Linked DNA regions of Homo sapiens: region 2 is linked to region 1. A link is a loop called in an ENCODE intact Hi-C map of the cell type or tissue named here. Cell type or tissue: left ventricle myocardium inferior. All regions are shown on one strand.

What was found. A loop is a pair of places that touch in the nucleus more often than their neighbours do. Peaks named below come from ENCODE experiments on the same cell type or tissue, not always from the same donor. Only the 100,000 strongest peaks of a DNase experiment are listed, where the experiment ranks them.
Region 2: a loop joins it to region 1, with 4 times the contacts of the local background. A loop is called at or near these places in 29 of 110 quality-filtered maps.

The regions. Positions count from the first base shown.
Region 1 is chr10:32,363,140-32,371,139 of GRCh38, forward strand. All of the region lies in intron 1 of EPC1-AS1 (EPC1 antisense RNA 1), which reads left to right. It also overlaps a transcript of EPC1 not described here. Among named protein-coding and RNA genes, the nearest start is that of EPC1-AS1, 20 kb to the left of the region's middle. In left ventricle myocardium inferior, a CTCF peak has its summit at 4,862 (motif pointing left); a DNase peak (open chromatin) is centred at 4,882; H3K4me3 peaks cover 955 bases; H3K27ac peaks cover 3,218 bases.
Region 2 is chr10:32,064,794-32,072,793 of GRCh38, forward strand. No RefSeq gene overlaps it. Among named protein-coding and RNA genes, the nearest start is that of KIF5B, 12 kb to the left of the region's middle. In left ventricle myocardium inferior, no CTCF peak of the experiment used is centred here; a DNase peak (open chromatin) is centred at 3,968.

The sequences.
Region 1 (8,000 bases):
CTCAGCTCACTGCAACCTTGACCTCTGAGGCTCAGGCAATCATCCCACCTCAGCCTCCTGAGCACCTGGGACTACAGGCATGTGCCACCACACCTGGCTAATCTTTATATTTTTTTGCAGAGAAAATTTTGTATTTTCACCATGTTGCCCAGGCTGGTCTCGAACTCCCGTGCTCAAAGGATCTGCCTGCCTTGGCCTCCCAAAGTACTGGGACCGCAAGCTTGAGCTACCGTGCTCAGCCCATTTTTTCTTGAAGAAAGAGTAAGGAATAATTTTCACTGTAGGGTGGAAAGTCAGTTGCCCCTGAGTATCCTGAGCCAGGTTCTAATTACCTTCATTTTAACATAAATGCTAAGCTGGGTTTATGCTAGCTGTCAGTCATTCTTTCCCTTGAACAAAAATACTAAAAACCTAGACCTTTAAAAGAAAGAAATGCTATTCTGAATTTTTAAAAAAGTGTTCCTTCTTAAATAAATTCTCAAACTCTATCCTTTCTCTTTCAATTCACAAAAATACTAGTGTGCACACACATGTATATATACGCTTCTTTACACCAGGCTTGTAGGGGACACTATTGTGTGTATTTCCAATATATAGTTTCCTTTCTTCTGTCTTAACAGAACTCTTTTTGCCTTTGTTTTCTTGAGTTGTTCCGATAACTGTGCTTTTCCAAATAGCTAAACTTGCTCAATCTACTTGAAAAGCAATAGCTCTTCAGCATGAATTTTGAACTATCCTCTGTATAATGGTCTTTCTTAAAATATTCTCTTTTCTTAATTCTCAGTGGGAATAAAAAACAAAACAATTTTATGTACAGAGAAAAAGTCTAATTTTATAATAGTATCGTGTCCATCATGTTGGCATTTTTTTTTTTTTTTTTTTTTTTTTTTTTTAGATGGAGTTTCACTCTTGTCACCCAGGCTGGAGTGCAATGGCGTGATCTCGGCTCACTGCAACCTCTGTGTCCCGGGTTCAAGTGATTCTCCTGTCTTAGCCTCCCAAGTAGATAGGATTACAGGTGCCCACCACCACACCGGCTAATTTTTGTATTTTTAGTAGAGACTTTTAGTAGATTTTGTATTTTAGTAGAGACCATGTTGGCCAGGCCGGTCTCGAACTCTTGTCCTCAGGTGATCTGCCCGCCTCAGCCTCCCAAAGTGCTGGGCTTACAGGCATGAGCTATTGTGCCCAGCCCCATCATGTTGGTTACTCAGGGTATTTTTAAAAAGCAAAAATTTTTTTAAGCCATGTGACATTTTTATAATTAGAGTCATCAATGAATTAAAAATTAACCCATGCTAGGTTACCTTAACTGTATTACAAAGTTATTTGCAAGCTTTTATTTTAAAGAATGTAAGTTTCAATCCTGGCTCTGCCACCACCTAGTTGAATGGTCTTGATGTTAATATCCCTGGGCTTCCATCTCCTCAACTTTGAAAAGAAGGAGTGAGACTCGACCCTTCCCAACTCTTTCAACTCTCAAATTTTATTATTGTTTTTATTTTTATTTTTTGTAGTTTATAGAAAATAGGGAATACATGAAATTTTTTAAATGTAAAAAGCCAAGAAAAGATAATTTACTTTGAGACATGTGATTTCTAAAGAAACTATGCCTTTGGTATTTTCTAACTATATATTTATCAAGCTCGTCCAACCTGCAACCTTCCAACCTGTGGCCTGTGGGACACACGCAGCCCAGGACAGCTTTGAATGCAGCCCAGCACAAATTCATAAGCTTTCTTAAAATATTACGAGAATTTTTTCATGATTTTTTTTTTTTTTTTTTTAGCTCATCGGCTATCGTTTGTATATTTTTTGGCCCAAGAGGATTCTGCTTCTTCCAATGTGGCCCAGGGAAGCCAAAAGATTGGATACCCCTGGTTTACATAGTAAAGAAAGCACTAAGAGAAGTATAAGAGAAAAAGTTCTGGAAGACATGCCCTAGGGAACGTAACTTCAATCCCTGAGTCAGAGAGGTTATGGCCTATTAGTTAGTAATTGGTGACACTTGACGCTTAAACAAAATGGTCTTACAGGATGGTTAGTAGAAGTAACTCTGCCTTAAGTGTGCTCAAATGTGATTTGAGGAATCAGTGTTGTTTATAAATGTCACTAAAACTAGATAACAAGGACTCAGAATTAATATGAAAAGATGCAAACTTTAGCATAAAGGCTAAAGCAGATCAAAATAACCATCTAGTAATAAAAGATCTGCAATTAGTCTGATAGTTTCACTAGAAAGTGAGGAGAATTTCTATGTAAGAAAATAATTAGCACAGTCTTATTTAGGCACTGAGAAAAATACCAACAACAACAACAAGAACAATAACAGTCGCACTCTAACCACTTTCACAATTTGAAACATATGATGGAAATATGAAGAGTACATTTAGGCCGGGGACGTGGTTCATGCATGTAATCCTAGCACTTTGGGAGGCTGAGGCAGGTGAATCATTTGAGGTCAGGAGTTCCAGACCAGCCTGGCCAACATGGTGAAACCCCTGTCTCTACTAAAATTCAAAAAAGAAAAAACTGGCTGGGCATAGTGGTGCACCTGTAATCTCTGCTATTTGGGGGGCCGAGGCAGGAGAATCGCTTGAACCCGGGAGGCAGAGGTTGCACTGAGCCGAGATCACGCCACTGCACTCCAACCTGGGCAACAGAGAGAGCTCCGTCTCACAAAAAAAAAAAAAAAAAAAAAAAAAAAAAAAAGGACAGGTGCAATGGCTCAAACATGTAATCCCAGCGCTTTGGGGGGCCGAGATGGGTGGATCACCTGAGGTCAGGAGTTCGAGACCAGCCTGGCCAACATGGTGAAACCCCGTCTCTACTAAAAATACACAATTAACATGGCATGGTGGCGCGTGCCTGTAATCCCAGCTACTTGGGAGGCTGAGGCAGGAGAATCGCTTGAACCCGGGAAGAGGAGGTTGCAGTGAGCCGAGACCATGCCACAGCACTCCAGCCTGGGCAACAAAAGCGAAACTCAGGCTAAAAACAACAACAACAACGACCACGAGTACTTTTAAATCTACATTACAAAACATGTTTATGTTTCATATGATGCTTTAATAAGTTTTCCTAACCTTGTTTTGTTTATTGGGCCCCACCTCTGTGCAAAAGCATTGTACTATAAGCCAGGGGAAATATAAAAGAAAATGTTGCTCTTGCCGTTAGTGAACTTACTTCCTATAAACACAAGCAGGCACACCCTGCTTGTAAACTCTAGTTTGAAAGGTAACATTTTAAATAACTTGATATCTTTATATGCCCAGATTTACAAATGATTAAAATAAAAAAATAGGTAATTTTTCATGAAGTTACCTTACAGAGTACTTTATTTTCAATTATGATATTGAAGAATGAAGTTTAATGCTAACCAGCTTAAGCCCCAAATTTATTCATTGTTTCAGATTTTCCTTATTAAAATTGGAAATCAGTATTCAATAATCATAAGAATAGTCTGCCATCAATTTTTTTTGGCCATTTATAGTGATAAATATGAGGTATTATATCAATACATGTAAAGAGGTATATATAAAAAAGCAAAATGACAGAACAAAAAGCAGCACACAGAGTGCAACCCACACAGTGATCACAGCCTTCAAAACGTGTGACAGGCATTGAAAGAATCATGAAGGAACACAGACAGAGAGGTTTCTCCTTAAGTGTGAGGGTATGAAGCAGTGTGCTACCATCTTCCTCACAAGTTGGATGGAGAGATTGCAGGTGAGTATAATGTAGCCTTTGCCATGGCAAATTCCAGAGCTAAAAAAAAATCTACGTGGAAATTTCCAGTTTTCCACTCTTAACATCACTAACCATCCAAACTATGTACGTATGTATGTATGTATGTATGTATTTTTAATTTTTTGAGAAAGAGTCTTGCTCTGTTGTCCAGGCTTGAGTGCAGTGGCACAATCTTGGCTCACTGCAACCTCCAGCTGCTGGGTTCAAGCGATTCTCCTGCCTCAGCCTCCTGAATAGCTGGGATTACAGGCGCCAGCCACCACACCTGGCTAATTTTTGTATTTTTAGTAGAGGTATTGCCATGTTGGCCAGGCTGGTCTCGAACTCCTGACCTCAAGTGATCTGCCCACCTCGGCCTCCCAAAGTGCTGGGATTACTGGCATAAGCCACCACACCCAGCCTTTCGCTATTCTTATTAATGTAAAGACTGGCATGAGCCACCGTCCCCGGCCCCAAACTTTTTTAAAACAATAGCTGAAGAAACTTTTAAAAAGGCTAGTAAGAGATGAATTTCACTAGAAAAATCTGATTAAATGTAATGTAGATAATTTTGAATTTTAGACATAAAGAAAAAATTTTAATTTAAAAGTCCAGAAAATTTCATAATCATAACAACTCAAAATTTAAAATTCCATATATTGGCATATAAAATAACATGTATATTAAACTTTCAATTCTTTTTAAATGATATATTTTTTCAAGTTTCCCCACTTTTTCACTAGGGAAACTTGTGAATACAGTATAGCTGAACAAATGTATTTTTAAAAATGCAAAATCGTAAAGTCATATAAAGGTGTGTTTTCCAATTGAAATGTACACATTTGTATTGAATTCTGAGTTTGTATTTATTTGAAAGGAAATAATAAGCAGACAACTGCCTGTTTCTATCCTCTCAAATAAACAGCAGTGCCATTCTGCTGTTAGCCAGCCTAACACAGTGCAATTGTTATTTTTCTTTCGTCTTTTCTCTGTCATTTTCTGTTCATTTTTGGGAGAAGAATGCTAAGTTACTAATATAAGTAGCCTTATAAATGTAAACTCATAATTGTCAGGAAATGTTACATAAGCGAATGTCTTCTGCGTCTTTCAACTTTTTGGTGCCCTTATGCTGCCCCCTGCTGTCCAGTGTCCACACTTACTGAAAATTGTCCCAAACTTCCAACCTTTTCTACTTCTCTTTACTCCGCCATCAAAACTTACCTGGCAAGAGACCCAGACTGTTGGAGTTTCCCTCCACAATGCCAATGGGTTAACAGACAAATAAAAGAAAGAAGTAGTTCTCTCTTTATTTATCCCTTCATCATTTTCTGGCAATTGACGCAAGCATTTGAACTGGTGCTCTGTGGGCAATGCCTGATTTCTAGGTTCCCCAGCTTGGGATTCCAAACCCTCCCTGTGTTAGTCCAAGCTACTCTCATGGACCTGTCTCTCCCAGTGTCTAACCTCTGCACATCATAGCCTACTCTCTATCCGCACTGGCTTCTAGCTGTGTTTCCCACAGCCACGTGTGTTCTTCCATCTTTGCCTGTGCCCACACTGCTTTCTCTACCTGGAAGGTCTTCTCTCAATCTTTATCTGCTGAAAGTTTACCCATCCTTCAAGGTTCCAGTCAAAACTACCTTTTCCTTTATGGCTCAGGGAAGTGTTTTTTTTGTTTGTTTTGTTTTGGTTTGGTTTTTTAATGTAGTAGAAATTCAATAAAGATTTATTTAATGAAAGAAAAGCAGATAATAAACCTTATACTCTATGTGACTCATTGACTTAACAGAGTACTTGGAGAAGATAATGACCTATTCCAGGCAGCATCTTTAATACTGCAAAATCCATACACCTGAATGCGGTAATCTTTTAAATTCGCGTCGCACTGTGTAAGGCCTATTTTGATCTCTGAAATCAGGTTTGTCTAAGAAATACAGAACTTAGAGTACATCTTGAGTACTTATGGCAAGTCTAGCGCTATTCAAGGCACTTTAGATGCACAAACTCATTGTGTTCTCTCAACAGCCATGTGAGATTAAGTAATATTACTTTGTTTGATAGAAGAAGAAACTGAGGGTCTGGACAATTGGTAGTAAAGGGCAAAGTTAGGAACTCTGAACAGATCAGACAAAGCCGTGTACTTCAAGTGTTCTCCTAATGTCTGCAATAGAAATGTGGATGGAGAGGCTTCTGGTCAGCTATTCTGGAAGCTAAAAAACCTTGTCAATAGAATAACATTGGAAATTGTGACCACATAGCCAGACAAAGCCATGAGAGAAATTCAGTCAGTCAAGGATCAGAAATATCTGGAAGAGTTGATTGTTCTACGAGACAATGTGAAAGAATATGACATTCTGCCAAATTCAAAGGTATTTAGATTTAGATATAAAAGACAGCTACATATTCTAAAAGGTTAGGAAGTGCAAAATCCAGGTATTTTTCAATTGATGTAGCCATAGATTCTAACATGACTTGAAAATAAGAAATGATACGACTCAATATCTAAGACAAGTAGGCCTTCAGAATACCTTTTTTTAAAATAAAAAATACAGTAAATATAAATAAGGCTCAGTACACCCCATCAGTGTCTCAAACAAGGATCTAGTTGTGTTCCAACCAAAACCACTGTTCGTCAAAAAATTTGAACAAGCTAAGAAGGCAGACCAAAAAATTTACTTGGGAAGACAACACCCCAAATTGTTTGGGTAGGTCATAACGGTTCTTTTAACAGGTAAGCATATTTTAACTCCAGAAAGATTTAGAATGTGCTGTCGAAAGTACTGCATTTTTTTGTAGTGTAAGTAATTGCACTATTTAAGAACACTTGACCTAATGGAGTAAGAGGTCAGCCTATTAGACTTTTAAGCAGAATTCTTACTAAGTTTATGTGTATTATTGAAACATTAGAGCAAACTTAAGAGTTACCATGTTTAGAAGTTAAATTATTAGATCTGTAAGATTTTAGCTTCTTGAAAATGTTACAAAGTACTAAAGAAGGCAATTATATGTACTAAATTTATAAATTCAGTGTAAAAAGTTGGGAGGTGTTTAATTAAGTCATGCTACAGATAAGACCAGATATTATTTAAAGGATCATGATTTCTAAAATTTGCAAGATTTATGAATATGATAAGATTTGTATACTAAATTTTAAAGCATAATGGAGAACTACTACTTTGAATATATAAGCTAAAAACTTTTTATATATATTTTAAAAACTGGAATTAACTTCTGAATAGCCTTTCAATATATAAGACCCACTCTGAAGGGCATCAAATAACTCATAACTGAAGAGGAGTTACAGGGCTGGTTTTCTTCCAGCAAAAGTTTGTGTTCATTAGGCAGTCAATTTTTTGCTTCACTCCACAGAACTGGTTTCACTGTCATTAATCTTTATGTAGGTCTGGGCCTCCCTCACCTCCTAGGAGATGGATAGTAGGTTTTGAAAGATGGAGATGAGAAGTAGCCTGGCTAGTCTACAAAAACCTCCCCCAAATTTTTGGTTTAGTGGGTTGCTTCAATAGCCGTAAGCCTGTCTCTATAACTTAGCAATTCTCAACCCTGACTGCTAGGATCCCATGGACAACTTTTGGGAAATATTTATTTCCAGATCCCATCCAGTCCAACTAAACCAAAACTTTTTAGGGTAGGGCATAGACATTTTGCTTTTAAGTTTCTGGGTGATTCTCCATACAGGCAGAGTTGAGAACCAGTGGTGCACGAGTGTGAGCCTCTCATGATCTGAAGGACCCAGAATCATTCTAGACCAGGGCTGTTCAATAGAGCTTTGGGCAGTCATGGAAATGTGCCATAAATCTGTGCTGTCCGATATGGTAGCTACTAGCTGGGTGTAGCTATGGACCACTTGAAATGTGGATAGTGTGACTGGGAAAATGAACTTTAAAATTTAAGCTAATTCAAATTTAAGTTAATTCAAATAGCCACATGTTACTAGTGAGTACCGTATTGGACAGCACAGTTCTGGAGTTTTAGGCAATTTTAAATGATCTGAGTCTACTATTAAATAGATGCTGAATGACTCTTTTTGATTCTAGACCACACTAGCCCAAACTCATTGCTTATGCCTCTTCAGGATACTTCATACCAGCTTCTTGAGAAGACCTCCAATGGTATGGAAGGATGGCTTGAAGCTTATAATGGCTTCTGAGGATAGAAAGGACATGGAATTTGCTGGTTTTTTCCTCCCTCATTTAGGTTGGCAATTTGTTTCTTGACAAATGAATGAACACCTTCAGAACTAAAAATTTCTG
Region 2 (8,000 bases), 300 kb before region 1:
GGATTTCCTCACATGAGTGGTGGGCGTTGATATTCTAACAACTTGAGTGAGAAACTAAAACATGTTGGAAAACCTTGTGCATGTTGGTAGGGTTTAGAGATCGATGGGTTTCATCAAGGTGTGATTGGGCAGGAACTAGCCATTTCATTAGGAAAATTCTAAATGTCTTTTTTATTTTATTTTTATTTTTATTTTGAGACAAAGTCTCACTCCATCACCCAGGCTGGAGTGCAGTGGAATGATCTTGGCTTACTGTAACCTCTGCCTCACAGGTTCAAGTGATTCTCCTGCCTCAGCCTCCCAAGTAGCTGGGATTACAGGTGCGCACCACCAGGCCTGGCTAATTTTTGTTATGTTTAGTAGAGATGGGGTTTCGCCATGTTGGCCAGGCTGGTCTTGAACTCCTGACCTCAGGTGACCCACCAGCCTCAGCTTCTCAAAGTGCTGGGATTATGGGTGTGGGCCACCGTGCCCAGCCACTGTTAATTGTTTTCTTTGCTGTACAGAACTTTTTTAGTTTGACATAATCCCATTTATCTAAAAATAGTTTTGCTTTTGTTGCCTATGCTTTTGGGGCCATATCCAAAAAAAACATTGCCCCTACCAATGTCAGGGAGCTTCCCCCTGTTTTCTTCTAGTAGTTTCATAGTTTTGGGTCTTACATTTAAATCTTTAATCCATTTTTAGTTGGTTTATGAATATAGTATGAGATAAGGGTCTAATTTCATTCTTTGGCATGTGGATACTCAGTTATCCCAATACCTTTTATTGAAGAGACTATCTTTTCCCCATTGTGTGTTCTTGGCACTATTGTCGAAAATCAGTTGGCTATAAATGTGTGGATTTATTTCTGAGCTATTTATTCTGTTCCACCAGTCTATGTGTCTGCTTTTATGCCAGGACCATGCTGTTTTGGTTACTATAACTTTGTAGTATATTTTGAAGTCAGGTAGTGTGTGTGATGCCTCCAGCTTGGTTCTCTTTGCTCAAGATTACTTTAAATTCTTTTGTGGTTCCATATGAATTTCTGGATTTTTAAAAATTTCTATTAATATGAAGAATGTCATTGGTATTTTGATAGGGATTGCATTGAATCTATAGACCTTTTTCGGTGGTGTAGACCCAATGTGGTTTTATAACATTTCTTTTGAATTGGTTGGTTTCCCTAGAAAGGAGTTCTCTAATATTTTGCCAGGTTTACATAAGTCTGGCTGCCAGTTTTCTCAGAAGTGATGGGGTTACGCAATCTTAACATTCAGTTTGTAGGTTTTATTTCCCTGTTTTCAGTAGGCGACTCACCCCATCTTTGTGTGTGTGATGTCCCTGAGTCCACAGCCTCCCTGGTTCAACTTCTCGAGAGAGTGAGCTTCCTTCTTTCTGTTGTGCTGGGGGAGAGGACAATCTTCTGGCATTTTTGGTGGGGGGGAAATTGCATTCCAACAGATCTTTATATACATTTTTAACTAAACCCTCCTATTTTCAGCTCTACCCTGCACCTCAGCCTCCTGGTGTCTACATTTCCCGAGGCTGTCTGGTGTTCTATATAGAGAATTAACTTACTTATTGACATTCTGCCTGCAAGCTTAGGTTTTTAGCTTTCTCCAGGCTATTTAGGTAGTTACACATTTCCAACATTTTGTTGAAATCCTGTTTGCTGATAGTCTTCTTTCAAGTTTTCTTTATATCGTGGCTTTAGGCTTTGGCATTTTGTTTTTTTGGGGTTTTTTGGGTTTTTTTTGTTTTTTTGAGACAGAGTCTCATGGTGTCACCCAGGCTGGAGTGCAGTGGAGCGATCTCGGCTCACCACAACCTCTGCCTCCCAGGCTGAAGCAATTCTCCTGTTTCAGCCTCCCAAGTACGTCGGATTACAGGTATATGCCACCACGCCTGGCTAATTTTTGTATTTCTAGTAGAGAAGGGTTTCGTTGTGTTGGCCAGACTAGTCTCGAACTCCTGGCATCAAATAATCTGCCCCCCTTGGCCTTCCAAATTGCTGGGATTACAGGCTAGGCTTCAGCCACCGCGCTCGGCCTGGTATTTCTTTACTAACATTTTAGTGGAGCTTCAGGGGGTTTGAAGAGAAATGTGAATATTCAACCTCCCATATTTAATTTGCCACAGTTTGTATCTGGGTCTCCAGTTTAATTATGTTGTCACTCCGAGGATATAAGTTACTTGAGGGCAGTGACTATGGCTCGTTTCCTTCAACAATGCTTAGCTCAGTGCTCAGGATCTCACAAATGCTAATAAGTCCTCTGTACTGATTGAAATTGGAATTCAACGAGTGCCTATTAATTAACATGCTCTGCTCAAAAGTTGGTGGGATAAAATTATGAACAGGTTCCCATTGAAAAAGACCAGGATTCTAGTGGGGGAGTTAGGATAGTAGAAACCATAGGGATAGGTTCTATAAAAGCAGGGCCATGAGAGCACAAATAATGGATATTTTGGAAAACTTTCCTGACAATTTAAAGTTGATATCAGGGATCACTGCCAAGATGTTTAACAAAACTTGCCTCTCTATGCAGAACGTTAGGTTAAACGTACCATTGGTTGACCAGGTGTAGCAGCTTCCCTCATATATTTTTGTATTTTTTATTTTTTTTAGAGATAGGGTCTTGCTCTGTTGCCCAGACTGAAGTGCAGTGGCTCAATCACAGCTCACTAGAGCCTCAGGCTCCTAGGTTCAAGTGATCCTCCTGCCTCGGCCTCCCTAGTAGCTGGAACTACAGGCATGTGCCACCATACTTAGCTAATTTTAAAATATTTTGTAGAGACAGGGTCTCACTATGTCATCCAGGCTGGTCTCCAACTCCTGGGCTCAGGTGATCCTCTCTCTTTGGCCTCCCAAAGTGTGGGGATTACAGGTATGAGCCACCGCTCCCAGCATCCTCATGTCTTCAATGACCAAGGTTTCATTCTTGCTCAGCAAGTCACCTGATAATTAGTAATTATAAGGAGAATGGACATAATTGAGAAATAAACTGGAGAGTCTCTCCTATTTATTCATATTTTTACTGTGATTTGACAAGCTAATTTATTCTATTTTTAGAAAACAAGACGTATACATTTTACATTTTTTTCAGACTGTTTTTTCAGACTCCTTTTTCTTTCTTTCTTTCTTTCTTTCTTTTTTTTTTTTTTTTGAGGCAAAATCTTGCTCTGTCACCCAGGCTGGAGTGCAGTGGCACGACCTCGGCTCACTGCAACTTCCACCTCCTGAGTTCAAGCGATTCTCCTGCCTCAGCCTCCTGAGTAGCTCAAACACTTGACCTCAGATGATCCACCCAACTCGGCCTCCCAAAGTGCTGGGATTATAGGCATGAGCCACAGTGCCCGGCCTACAGAAATTAACATTTGTAAAGCCAAGTCCACACACCTAGAATTAAGCAGACAGATTTATAAGAAAACTGGCAGGAATGTTACCACAACCAGTGCATTCACTTAAACCCAATTAATAGAGTAGTAATCTACAATTACATAAAAATTGTTATTATTATTATTATTATTATTATTATTATTATTATTATTTTGAGATGGAGTGTCACTGTTGCCCAGGCTGGAGTGCAGCGGCATGATCTCAGCTCACTGCAACCTCCATCTCGTGGGTTCAAGTGATTCTTGTGCCTCAGCCTCCCCAGCAGCTGAGATTACAGGAGCACGCCACCATGCCTGGCTAATTTTTGTATTTTTAATAGAGATGGGGTTTCACCATGTTGACCAAGCTGGTCTCAAACCTGACCTCCTCAGGCCTCCCAAAGTGCTGGGATTACAGGCGTGAGCCACTGCGCCGGCCAAAAATGGTTATCTTTAATTGTATCAAAGAATTTTGCCGTGTGTCTTAGGTTGAGTTTGATGTGGAGAAGTGTCTCAGGCAGAAATTTGCTTGCAGAAGGTTAACTGGGGAGAGCTGTCAACAGCAGGATTAAGCAGGGACGTTGGACTGTGATGCAGTTGGCACGGAGGCCTCAGCCGATCTCATGGAGGAATCCCTGGAGCAGGGATGGCAGTGCTAACTGGGACAAGGGGCTAGGCCTCGCAGGCTGGCTGTCCCTGGGGAATGGACATAATTTTAGATGAAGCAGCTCCCTTCTGTAGAAGGGAATTCCCAAGGAGACTGAAAGCCGCCACTGCCTCGGTCATAAATTGGGAATTTGGGCGCTTGGGCGGCACAGCACAGCATCTACAACACCAGTGTTGCAGGACACTTAGGAAGCCTTTATATTGTCTATTTCTGCGAAGACTTGATTTTGTTTTTTGTTTTTTGTTTTTTGAGAAGGAGTCTTGTTCTTGTCACCCAGGCTGGAGTGCAGTGGTGCGATCTCGGCTCACAGCAACCTCCGCCTCCCGGGTTCGAGCAATTCTGCCTCAGCCTCCTGAGTAGCTGGGATTACAGGCACCCACCACCACATCCGGCTAATTTTTGTATTTTTAGTAGAGACGGGGTTTCGTCATGTTGGCCAGGCTGGTCTCGAACTCGTGATCTCATGATCCACCCACCTCAGCCTCCTAAAGTGCTGGAATTACAGGCGTGAGCCATCGCACCCGGCTGACTTGATTTTTAATACAGTAAGAACTGTCAGTTTGTGCCCTTCCATCAACTGCTTTTTTCTTTATCAAAAATGAAACAAAACCAAAACCAAGTGGCTGAATAGTTAAATTGAAAGGCAGACAACTTGAAATTCATTTTCAGCAAACAATTTCCCAGAGTTCAGATACTTCCACCTTCTCTAAGTGATAGGCATAGTAAACTCCTCCTAGATGTGTTTCTTGGTTGTTTTTTTTTTTTTCTTTTTTCAGACAGAGTTTTGCCCTTGTTGCCCAGGCTGGAGTGCAATGGTACAATCTTGGCTCACCGCAACCTCCGCCTCCAGGGTTCAAGCAATTCTCCTGCCTCAGCCTCCCGAGTAGCTAGGATTACAGGCATGTGCCACCACGCCCGGCTAATTTTGTATTTTTAGTAGGGACGGGGTTTCTCCATGTTGGTGAGGCTGGTCTCCAACTCCTGACCTCAGGTGATCCACCCACCTCAGCCTCCCAAAGTGCTGGGATTACAGGCGTGAGCCACCGTGCCCGGCTGTTTTGTTTTTTAAGACAAGGTCTCACTCTGTTACAGGCTGGAGTGGAGTGGGCTGATCATGGCTCACTGCAGCCTCGTCTTCCTGGGCTCAAGCGATCCTCTTGCCTCACCCTCCTAAATAGCTGGAACTACAGGCACATGCCACCACACCTGGGTAATTTTCTAGCCTTTTTTTTTTTTTTTTTTTGAGACGGAGTCTCTCTCGTCGCCCAGGCTGGCGTGCAGTGGCACAATCTCGGCTCACTGCAATCTCAGCCTCCCAGGTTCAAGAAATTCTCCTGCCTCAGCCTCCCAAGTAGCTAGGATTACAGGTGCCCGTCACCACACCTAGCTAATTTTTGTATCTTTAGTAGAGACAGGGTTTCACCATGTTGGCCAGGCTGGTCTCAAACTCCTGACCTCAGGTGATCAGCCCACCTCGGCCTCCCAAAGTGCTGGGATTACAGGCATGAGCCACCGTGCCTGGCCAGATTTTTTATCGAGATGGAGTCTCCCTATGTTGCTCAAGCTGGTCTCAAACTCCTGGACTCAGATGAGCCTCCCTCCTCAGCCTCCCAAAGTGTTGGAATTACAGGTGTGAGCCACTGTGCCCAGCCCTAAATGTGTTTCTTAACATTGATGAATCTTTGGAATATTGAACCTGGATGTGTCACAACTGTCCACCCTCTTTTCAGTTCTGCTTATTACTGTCACTCCACAAGTTTAGGAATCAAGACAAAAGTACTGATTTATATTATATCGATATACCTATTTAGAAAGGTAATATAATTTTCTCTCTTATTTTGGAGGCCTTGAAGTGTTATGTAAAAGTATAGTCTGATATTTTATCATAGACATCTTATAGACAAAATTAAAGTAGCCACTTTAAATCAAGATGGTGATGTTTCTCTTATCCTAATCGTGTTCATGTTGTAACATGTCTATTGCAGTTAAGCCTTTTGCAGGAATGTACTACCTTAATCAGGACAACTGCAGCCTCACCCCTGGGTTTCAGCTGCACAAATACTCAAAGTAATCATTAAGTTATTTAATAAACAAAATGTATAAACACAATTTTTACAAGGGCTCTGTTCATTTTCAAGATCCTGGAACTTTAAATACATCATTTACGGGTGGTAATGGAATAGTACCAGCAGTAAAATAGTGTTATAATAGCTTGCTTGCTAGATGAACCGATTAGGTTCATCAAATCTTTCATTCGCAGCATTAAAATGGGTGTGATTGTTGGACATTTCTGAAAGTGATTTGTACTCAGCACATTTGCAGTTAGTAGTTCTAATGCTCCTGAGATAAAGGAGCTGAGTTTACTATTGATGAATGGGGAAACCATGAAAAGGAAAATGTGTTTCATTCAGATCAATAAAAAAACAAAGATTTTAGGTGGGACGAATCTTTTTGTTTGTTTGTTTTTTGTTTTTTTTTAGGACGGTTCATTCTGAAGAATCTTTGTTATTAAGTAGTTCTTTTATGGGTCACACTTCATCTTCTTTGAGGCACTCTAAAGAATATTAGGATTTGTGTCTTAAAATAAAGAGAACAGTTATTATGCTGCATATATGGCTTATCTAAGCAAAGACAACATGCACTCCTGTTTGTGGAAAGCATGCATTTTTGTATTAGTTGTCTATGTAATACGCAGTCTCTATAATACACAGTGATACAGAGAATATTTGTGAAGTATCCACTTTACTTTCTCTTATACTGGAGGAAAACTAAAGATCTGTACAACACTTTTATTCAGCTTATTCTTTTGACTTTTAGGATTACGTAGACTTAAAAAATGTTCGACTAACCCAGGAGGCTCAGCCTGGCCCACCAAGGAAGATCAGTGCATAGCAACTGCCTCCCTTCACATGGCTCCACCTGGTAACCCCAAGGTCTGGGCTGTTCTAGGTATTGCTCCATGTGCCCCAACAAGCCCTTATCAAGAGGGCCTGTTTCCCTTAAGAAGCAATCCCAGGAAGTGGCCTTGATCCCTCCGCCTCCCTGAGAGTGGACCCTCATCTCTCCTCGACCTCCATTTCATTTCTGGGAATTAGGGCTTAGTTTTGAAACCTTGCAAGGCTGTTTGTACTAATGCCCAAGCCCCCTTACCCCTCTCCCTGCGGGTTACACAGGGGAGACCTGAGCCTCGGCAGAAGACTCTGCTGCGAAACTTCCGAATCATTCTGCTTGCCAGAATCTTGCCAGTCACCTTCACCAGCTGACTGACCCAAGTTTAGGACTATTGCTATTGTTTGTTTAAAAACCACATATACAAAACTCTTGTGAATATTATTTTTATGCTGGAGAGGAAGGCACATCTCCCTCTATGGCTCTGCGCTGGGGCCTACAGTAGTAAAGTTTACTGTCCTTTTTTGCCTCCCCTGGAAATGACAGGCATTACTCTTCTATTGGTTTCCCTTCTCTTTATGGAAAGACCAAGCAGGCTCCACTGGCCAACAGGTACGGTATTTGGTCGTCTGAGTTCTCAGTAATTTGGAAAGTTAAGGGGTTGGTTCCTGTGTCACCTTTCAGTTAGTGTGGGAAAGGAAGACTCCTGTTTTCTGAGATCAGTGCAGTCTCAGGCCTTTGGCAGGGCTCACGGATCAGAGCTGAGACTGGAGGGAGAGGCATTTGGGGTGGCCTGGGAGGGTGACTGGGGGCAGCAGAACCAAAGAAGGCAAGGTGTTTCCCCTAAGCTGGGTCGTGTGTTCAGGTGTGACGTACAGGATCACCTATGCACTGCCCTTGATGATCAAGGTTGGGGCTTAAGTGGATTAGGGAGGCAGGTTCTGGATTCCTTGCCTTTTCAGAGCATGAGGTCAGCTCTGTATGCCTCCTTTTCCTAGCTGGTATTCTAACTAGAAGCATTTGTCAATTCCTTTGTCTCCCAAATGACAACACACATTCATTTTCCAACCTTCCTAACATCTTAAAT